Regions from separate parts of the Homo sapiens genome. Here region 1 is linked to region 2. A link is an interaction called in ENCODE POLR2A ChIA-PET data of the cell type or tissue named here. Cell type or tissue: B cell. All regions are shown on one strand. Each heading gives the region's core, and the rest is flanking DNA. Links, peaks and the distances in the headings are about the cores only.

The links. ChIA-PET counts read pairs that join two places held together with the same protein. Peaks named below come from ENCODE experiments on the same cell type or tissue, not always from the same donor. Only the 100,000 strongest peaks of a DNase experiment are listed, where the experiment ranks them.
Region 1: POLR2A ChIA-PET joins it to region 2 with 5 read pairs; 4 of 35 experiments call an interaction of 5 or more read pairs at or near these places.

Annotation. Positions count from the first base shown.
Region 1 is chr17:5,194,417-5,200,134 of GRCh38, forward strand. All of the region lies in intron 1 of ZNF594-DT (ZNF594 divergent transcript), which reads left to right. Among named protein-coding and RNA genes, the nearest start is that of ZNF594-DT, 5.3 kb to the left of the region's middle. In B cell, for the core only: CTCF peaks have their summits at 2,737 (motif pointing right) and 2,937; a DNase peak (open chromatin) is centred at 2,725; H3K4me3 peaks cover 499 bases; H3K27ac peaks cover 1,226 bases.
Region 2 is chr17:5,373,853-5,376,352 of GRCh38, forward strand. All of the region lies in intron 13 of RABEP1 (rabaptin, RAB GTPase binding effector protein 1), which reads left to right. Among named protein-coding and RNA genes, the nearest start is that of NUP88, 45 kb to the right of the region's middle. In B cell, for the core only: no CTCF peak of the experiment used is centred there; no DNase peak of the experiment used is centred there.

The DNA of each region.
Region 1 (5,718 bases), core at 1,738-4,237, 180 kb before region 2:
TAACATGCATGACATAAAAGAGCTCCACATGACTTCAGGTTCCCTGAGAGTGCCTTGGGTTTTCCTCAACATTCACTGTATCACCAGTGCCCGGCACAGAGCCAGCACTCCATACATATTTGTAGAATGAATAAATTACATAATGAATCCATGCTGCTGTCAGGGGTAGCATGTGAACTCTAAAGGAGATCAAAAAGAAGAGCTATTCTTTTTAAGACTAAAAAGCCAAAATAACCACTTTTGGCAAGACTTATATATTTCTCAATAAAAAAATGCAGCTGCTGTCTTCCCCACACCCACTGCCTCCCATTTTCATTTTTCTGGCTTATGCAGATCTCAGTTCTTAAAATAAATTTTTTTAAACTTTATTTTGTTATTTTAAAAGTAGTATAAGAATTACAAGAAAACATTCGTACACATGTAAAATGGTTCTGACGACAACTAACCCTGACAGATTTTTTTTTTTTTTTTTTTTAAGAGACAAGGTCTCACTCTGTCAGTGGCATGATCATAGCTCACTGCAGCCTCATCCTCCTGGGCTCAAGTGATCCTCCAGCCTTCTGAGTGGCTGGGACTACAGGTACTGCCACCATGCCTGGCTAATTTTGTTTTTAGTTTTTTGTAGATATGGGGTCTGCCTAGATCGACCAGGCTGTTCTGGAACTCCTGGCTTCAAGCAATCCTGTCACCTTAGACTCCCAGAGTGCTGGGATTACAAGCATGAGCCAAACCTGCCACCACTCCTGGCCTACCAGATTTCTTTTCTTTTCTTTTCTTTTTAACTGAGATGGGAGGCTCCACTCTGTGGCCCACGCTGGAGTATGGCGGTGCAATCACAGGTCAGTGCAGCTTCAAACTCCCAGGCTGAAACAATCCTCCCACCTCAGCATCCCAAGTAGCTGAGACCACAGGTGCACACCACAACACCCAGAAAATGTTTGTACTTTTGGAGAAACTGAGTCTCACTATGTTGCCCAGGCTAGTCTTGAACTCCTGGGCTCAAGCAATCCTCCCATCTCAGCCTCCCAAACCCAAACTGCTGGGATTTCAGGCGTGAGCCACCGTGCCCGGTCTTGGAGCTTATTTTATTTTATTTTATTTTATTTTATTTGAGACAGAGTCTTGCTCTGTCACCAGGCTGGAGTGCAGTGGTGTGATCTCAGCTCACTGCAACCTCTGCCTCCTGGGTTCAAGCGATTCTCCTGCCTCAGCCTCCTGAGTAGCTGGGACTACAGGCGCGCACCACCACACCTGGCTAATTTTTGTATTTTTAGTAGAGACGGGGTTTCACCATGTTGGCCAGGATGGTCTCGATCTCTTGACCTCACGGTCTGCCTGCCTCAACCTCCCAAAGTGCTGGGATTACAGGCATGAGCCACTGAGCCTGGCCCTCTTTACTGTCTTATGCGGTCACTCAACACAATACTTCTGACACCAGATGGGTGGGGGCTTTCTCCACATACTGAGCAATTCTCTAGCAGACACCAGATAGCTGTCCTCTAATTCAATTCAATCTGACACTATCTACCTGGAGATAGTGTTAGATCCCGCAGTCCCACAAGACTACTGCCCACTTCAGATGCCAATTGTAAACTCTTGGCTGTGACCTGTATTTCTGACAAACTGGCTCTAAAGTGAGGTTCCCACAAATCCCTCCTAGGGTTTGCCAGGACAGCTCACAGAACTCAGGGAAACACCTTACTTATATTTACCCATTTATGATAAAGGATATTACAAAGGATATAGGTTAATAACCAGATGGAAGAGATGCATAGGGCAAGGTATGCAGAAAGGTGTGTGGCACTTCCATGCCCTCTCTGAGTGCCATCCTCCAGGAACCATCCACCATCCTCCATGTGATCAGCTATCTGGAAGCTCCTAGAACTCTATCCTTTGGGGTTTTTATGAAGGCTTCATTACATAGGCATGATTGATTAAATCATTGGCCATTGGTGATGAACTCAACCTTCAGCCCCTCTCCCTCCCCTCCCTTGGAGATCCTGCCTTGATCTTTTTGGCAACTAGCCCCCGTCCTGAAGTTATCTAGGGGCTCCCAGCCATCAGCCATCTCAGCAGCATACAAAAGACAGTTTTTGTCTGTTTGTTTTTGTAGTTTTGAGATGGAGTCTCACTCTTGTTGCCCAGGCTAGAGTACAATGGCACGATCTCGGCTCACCGCAACCTCCGCCTCCCGGGTTCAAGCGAGTCTCCTGCCTCAGCCTTCTAGAGTAGCTGGAATTACAGGCATGCGCCAGCACACCCGACTAATTTTGTATTTTAAGTAGAGGCAGGGTATCTCCTTGTTGGTCAGGCTGGTCTCGAACTCCCAACCTCAGGTGATCCTCCTGCCTCAGCCTCCCAAAGTGCTGGGATTACAGGCATAAGCCACTGTGCCTGGCCATTTGTTTGTTTTTGCTTTGAGATGGAGTCTTGCTCTGTTGCCCAGGCTGGAGTGCAGTGGCACAATCTCGGCTCACTGCAACCTCTGCTTCCTGGATTCAAGCGATTCGCCTGCTTCAGCCTCCAGAGTAGCTGCAACTACAGGCGCGCGCCAACATGCCCAACTAATTTTTGTATTTTTAGTAGAGACGAGGTTTCGCCATGTTGGCCAGGCTGGTCTCAAACTCCTGACCTCAGGTGATCCACCCAGGTCGGCCTCCTCAAGTGCCGTAATTACAGGCCTGAGCCACCGCGCCAGGGCCCCATGTGTGAACTTCTTAATACACCACTAGGTGGCAGTGATTTGCAGCCCGTGGTTGTATTAAACAGACTTTTTTTTTTTTTTTTTTTTTTTTTTGAGACGAAGTCTTGCTCTTGTTGCCCAGGTTGGATGGAGTGCAATGGCCTGATCTTGGATCACCACAACCTCTGCCTACCAGCTTCAAGCAATTCTCCTGCCTCAGCATCCCACATTGCTGGGATTACAGGCATGTGCCATGATGCCCGGCTAATTTTTGTATTTTTAGTAGAGACGGGGTTTCTCCATGTTGGTCAGGCTGGTCTCGAACTCCCAACCTCAGGTGATCCACCCACCTCGGCCTCCCAAAGTGCTGAGATTACAGGCGTGAGCCACCACGCCCTGCCTAAAGAGACATCTTAAATACGCCTTTATTTTTAGACAATAGAAAAATAAGCTTCCCATTATGCAAGAGTCCTATGGCCTTTGTGCTTTCCTACCCTGTGAACTAAGAGTCTAAATCTGTGAAAAGATGTCCATGAGGTAGAGTTGAATTAAAATAGCAGGTTGCAGAACAATATTTGTACCTCCTCACTTTCTTCTTTTCTGCCTCTCTCCCTTCCTTCTCTACTTCCACAAAAGTTGACTGAGCACCTATTGTGTGCTAATATATGCTAAGTTACTGGAAATGCAATGGTGAGCAAAGCAACACCAGTGTAGTCCCTGTGGATCTTATAGTCCCTCATTGATGGACAGATAGGTTGGTTCCACCTTCTCATTATAACAAATAATACTACAAAGAACGTTTTATACATACACTTGAGTTTCTCTAGGGCAGTGGTTCTCAAAGAGTGGTCTGGGCCATGAGACCAAAACAATTTTCATAATAATATTAAGATGTTATTTGGCCTTTTTCATGCTCACTCTTCTCACGAATGTTCAATGGACCTTTCCATGAGGCTACATGACATACGACATTGCAACAAATTGATGGCAGAAGCAGATAGGAGAATTCAGATGTTTTCTATTAAGCCAGATATGAGATTTGAAAAAAAAAATGTAACATACACAGTGACACTTTTCTCACTAATTTTTTTGTTTGGGAAAATATAGTTATTTTATTATTTTTTGGAGAGAGGGTCTCACTCTGTTGCCCAGGCTGGAGTGCAGTGGCACCATAGCTCACTGCAGCCTCAAACTCGTGGGCTCAAGTGATCCTCCCGCCTCTGCCTCCCAAGTAGCTGGGACTACAGGTGCTCACCACTATGCCTGGCTAACGTTTTTATTTTTAGTTTTTGTAGAGATTGAGTCTTGCTATGTTGCCCAGGCTGGCCTCTAACTCCTGGGCTCAAGCAGTCCACCCACCTCAACCTCCTAAGTAGGTGGATCTACAAGCTCTCACCACTGAGCCTGGCTCCCTCCATCATTTTTAAGTGCAATGGAGACCTGGTACCAAGTGGTTTGAGACTCACTGTTCTAGGGCAAGGGTCCCCATTGCCCGGGCCTGGACCAGTACAGTCTGTGGCCTGTTAGGAACCAGGCTGCACAGCAGGAAGTAAGTGGAGGGCAAGCGAGCATTACTTCCTGAGCTCTGCCTCCTGTTAGATCAGGGGCGGTATTACATTCTCATAGGAGCACGAACCTTATTGTGAACTGCACACATGAGGACTCTGGGTTGCACGCCTTTTACGAGAATGTAATGGCTGATGATCTGAAGTGGAGCAGTTTCATACCAAAACCATTCCCCCCTTTCCTCCCAACCCGTCCCTAGTGCCAAAAAGGTTGGGGACTGCTGTTCTATGGTATCTATCCCGAAGTGGAGTTGCTGTGTTTTACAGTGTCCACAATTTCAGTTTTACTAGGTGTTGCCAAATTGCTCTCCAAAGTGGCTGAAGCTAATTTATTATTTTTTTTAAATTTATTTTGAGATGGTGTCTTGCTCTGTTGCCAGGCTGGAGTGCAGTGTCGCGATCTTGGCTCACTGCAACCTCCGCCTCCTGGATTCAAGTGATTCCCCTGCCTCAGCTTCCCGAGAAGCTGGGATTATAGGCGCGCACTCCCACGCCCAGCTAATTTTTTGTATTTTAGTAGAGACAGGGTTTCACCATGTTGGCCAGGCTGGTTTCAAACTCCTGACCTCGTGATCCACCCACCTCAACCTCCCAAAGTGCTGGGATTATAGGTGTGAGCCACTGCGCCTGGCCTTTTTTTTTTTTTTTTTTTTTTTTTTTTTCTTAAGAAGGAGTCTCAGTCCATCTCCCAGGCTGGAGTGCAGTGGTGCAATCTTGGCTCACTGCACCTTCCACCTGCCAGGTTCAAGCAATTCTCCTGTCTCAGCCTCCTGAGTAGCTGGGATTATAGGCACGCACCACCACACCTGACTATTTTTTTTATATATTTAGTAGAGATGGGGTTTCATCATGTTGGCCAGGCTGGTCTCAAACTCCTGACCTCAAGCCATCCGGCCTCTCAAAGTGCTGGGATTACAGGCGTGAACCACCTCAACTGGTCAAAAGCTAATCTTAAAAAACAAAAAACAAACAAAAAAAACCCCAAAAATACCAGGCCGGGTACGGTGGCTCACGCCTGTAATCCCAGCACTTTGGGAGGCCTCAGTGGGTGGATCACAAGGTCAGGAGTTCAAGACCAGACTAACCAATATGGTGAAACCCCATCTCTACTAAAAATACAAAAATTAGCTGGGCATGGTGGTGCACGCCTGTAGTCCCAGCTACTCAGGAGGCTGAGGCAGGAGACTCACTTGAACCCAGGAGGCAGAGGTTGCAGTGAGCCAAGATCGCGCCACTGCACTCCAGCCTGAGCGACAGAGCAAGACTCTGTCTCAAAAAAAAAAAAAGAAAGAAAAAAACCAACCAAACAAACAAACAAAAAAACTGGCTGAGGAGGACAAATCACTTGAGCCCAGGAATTTGAGGCCAGCCTGGGCAACATGGCAAAACCCCATCTCTACAGAAAATAATTTTAAAAGTTAGTTAGAAGCCTTTACTAACTTAGGGGAAAAAAAAATTAGCCAGGCATGG
Region 2 (2,500 bases), core at 1-2,500:
AATAGAATCATACGATATGTGGTCTTTTGTGTCCATGTTCTTTCACGTAGCCTTAATGTTTTGAAGATCTATGTTATTTTTGTCGGCCCAGATTGAGAGTGTGCCAGAAATTAAATGTTTGAAGGGGTTACCATGCTGGCTGCTTATGACGTTTGTTTTTGTATCTAGTACTTGAAAAGTTATAACACACTCACCATCATGCTGTCCATAAAGATGACACTTTTGTTTCTTTTTGAGACAGATAATATCTGTCACCCAGGCTGGAGTGCAATGGCATCATCTCTGCTCACTGCAACCTCCGCCTCACAGGTTTAAACGATTCTCCTGCCTCAGCCTCCCCAGTAGCTGGGATTACAAGCGCCTGCCACCATGCCCAGCTAATTTTTTGCATTTATAGTATAGATGGGGTTTCACCATGTTTGCCAGGCTGGTCTTGAGCTCCTGACCTCACGTGAGCCACCATGCCCAGCCAAAGATGGCACTTTTGGTCACTTACATTCTTCTGTGGTTGGGTAAACCTGGGCTACAAAACTGGTTTCCCAGAGACATTCATAATTCTCTCCTTAACTTTATCCAAGCTTAATTTTTAATTTTTATTTTTTGAGACACAGTTTCATTCTGTCCCCTAGGCTGGAGTGCAGTGGTGTGATCTTGGCTCACTGCAACCTCCGCCTCCTGGGTTCAAGTGATTCTCCTGCCTCAGCCTCCCGAGTAGCTGGGATTACAGGCGTGCGCCAGCACGCTGGGCTAATTTGTTTCTGTATTTTTATTTTTTTTATTATTTTTTATTTTATTTTTATTTTTTGAGATGGAGTCTTGCTCTGTCACCCAGGCTGGAGTGCAGTGGCGCAACCTAGGCTTACTGCAACCTCTGTCTCCCAGGTTCAAGTGATTCTCCTGCCTCAGCTTCCTGAGTACTGGGACAACAGGCGCGTGCCACTGTGCCTGGCAAATTTTTTAAAATATTTTTTAGTAGAGATGGGGTTTCACCACATTGGCTAGGCTGGTCTCCAACTCCTGACCTCGTGATCCGCCCGCCTTGGCCTCCCAAAGTGCGGGGATTACAGGCATCAGCCACCGCACCTGGCCTTTTTTTGTATTTTTAGTAGAGATGCGGTTTCGCCATGTTGGCCAGGCTGGTCTCGAACTCCTGATCTCAGGTGATTAGCCTGCTTCGGCCTCCCAAAGTGCTGGGATTGCAGGCATGAGACACCGTGCCTGTCCTATCCAATCTTTATACCTGTTTCTTTTTTTTTTTTTTTTTCCTTTTTAAGGAAATCTTAGTAAGTAGAAGTTTCCCCTAATTATACCCTACAGATTCAATCTCTATAATTTGGACCTCATTCTTTTTTCCTATATATGTATTAACATGACTGTTATTTTTTATGTTTATTTCATCATTTACAAAAAACCAGTTGCCTATCTTGCCATTAGCTCTTTGCTGTCTCCCACCTTTCCCCAACTTCTTATCGTCTCAGCTCATGTTACAGGCACTCTTGGCAGAGCCTTCTTTCCTTTCTGAATTGGTGACTGCTGTCATCAAAAGAAGGTATCGGGGGCAGGGTATGGTGGCTGAGGCCTGCAATCCTAGCACTTTGGGAGGCCAAGGCAGGCAGATTGCTTGAGGTCAGGAGTTCAACACCAGCCTGGACAACATGGCAAAACCCCGATGCTACTGAAACAAACAAAAAAAATTAGCCAAGGATGGTGGCACACACTTGTAGTAGTCCCAGCTACAACTACTTGGGAGGCTGAGGTGGGAGGGGTCGCCTGAGCCCAGGAGGTCAAAGCTGCAGTGAGCTGAGATCGCGCCACTGCCCTCCAGCCTGGGAGACAGAGTGAGGACCCTGTCTCAATTAAAAAAAAAAAGGTTTTGGGAACCTGTCTACTTTTGCTATCAGCTTAAAATCACTGTTTACCACCTTCCACCTGTTAGATTTTTCTCTTTTGTCAGGAAAGAATCCTGTCTTCCATGTTCTTTAGAGACTTTATTCCTAGATTTTATTTCATTTTATTTATTTATTTATTTATTTATTTTGAGACAGAGTCTTGCTCTGTCACCCAGGCTGGAGTGCAGTGGTGTAATCTCAGCTTATTGCAACCTCCGCCTTCTGGGTTCAAGCAATTCTCCTGCCTCTGCCTCCTGAGTAGCTGGGACTACAGGTGTGTGCCACCATGTCTGGCTACCATGTTGGCCAGGCTGGTCTCGAATTCTCGACCTCAAGGAATCCGCCTTCCTCGGCTTCCCAAAAGTGCTGGGATTACAGGCTTTAGCCACCGCGCCTGCCTAGTCCTAGATCTTAAAATGTTCCAAGAATCCAGGCCGGGCACAGTGGCACTTGCCTGTAATCCCAGCACATTGGGAGGTTGAAGTGGGAGTTTTGCTTGAGCCCAGGAGTTTGAGTCTGTGGTGAGATATGATTATGCCATTGCACTCCATACTCCAGTCTGGGTGACAGAGGAAGATCCTGTCTCAAGAAAAAGAAAAAAAAAGTTCCAA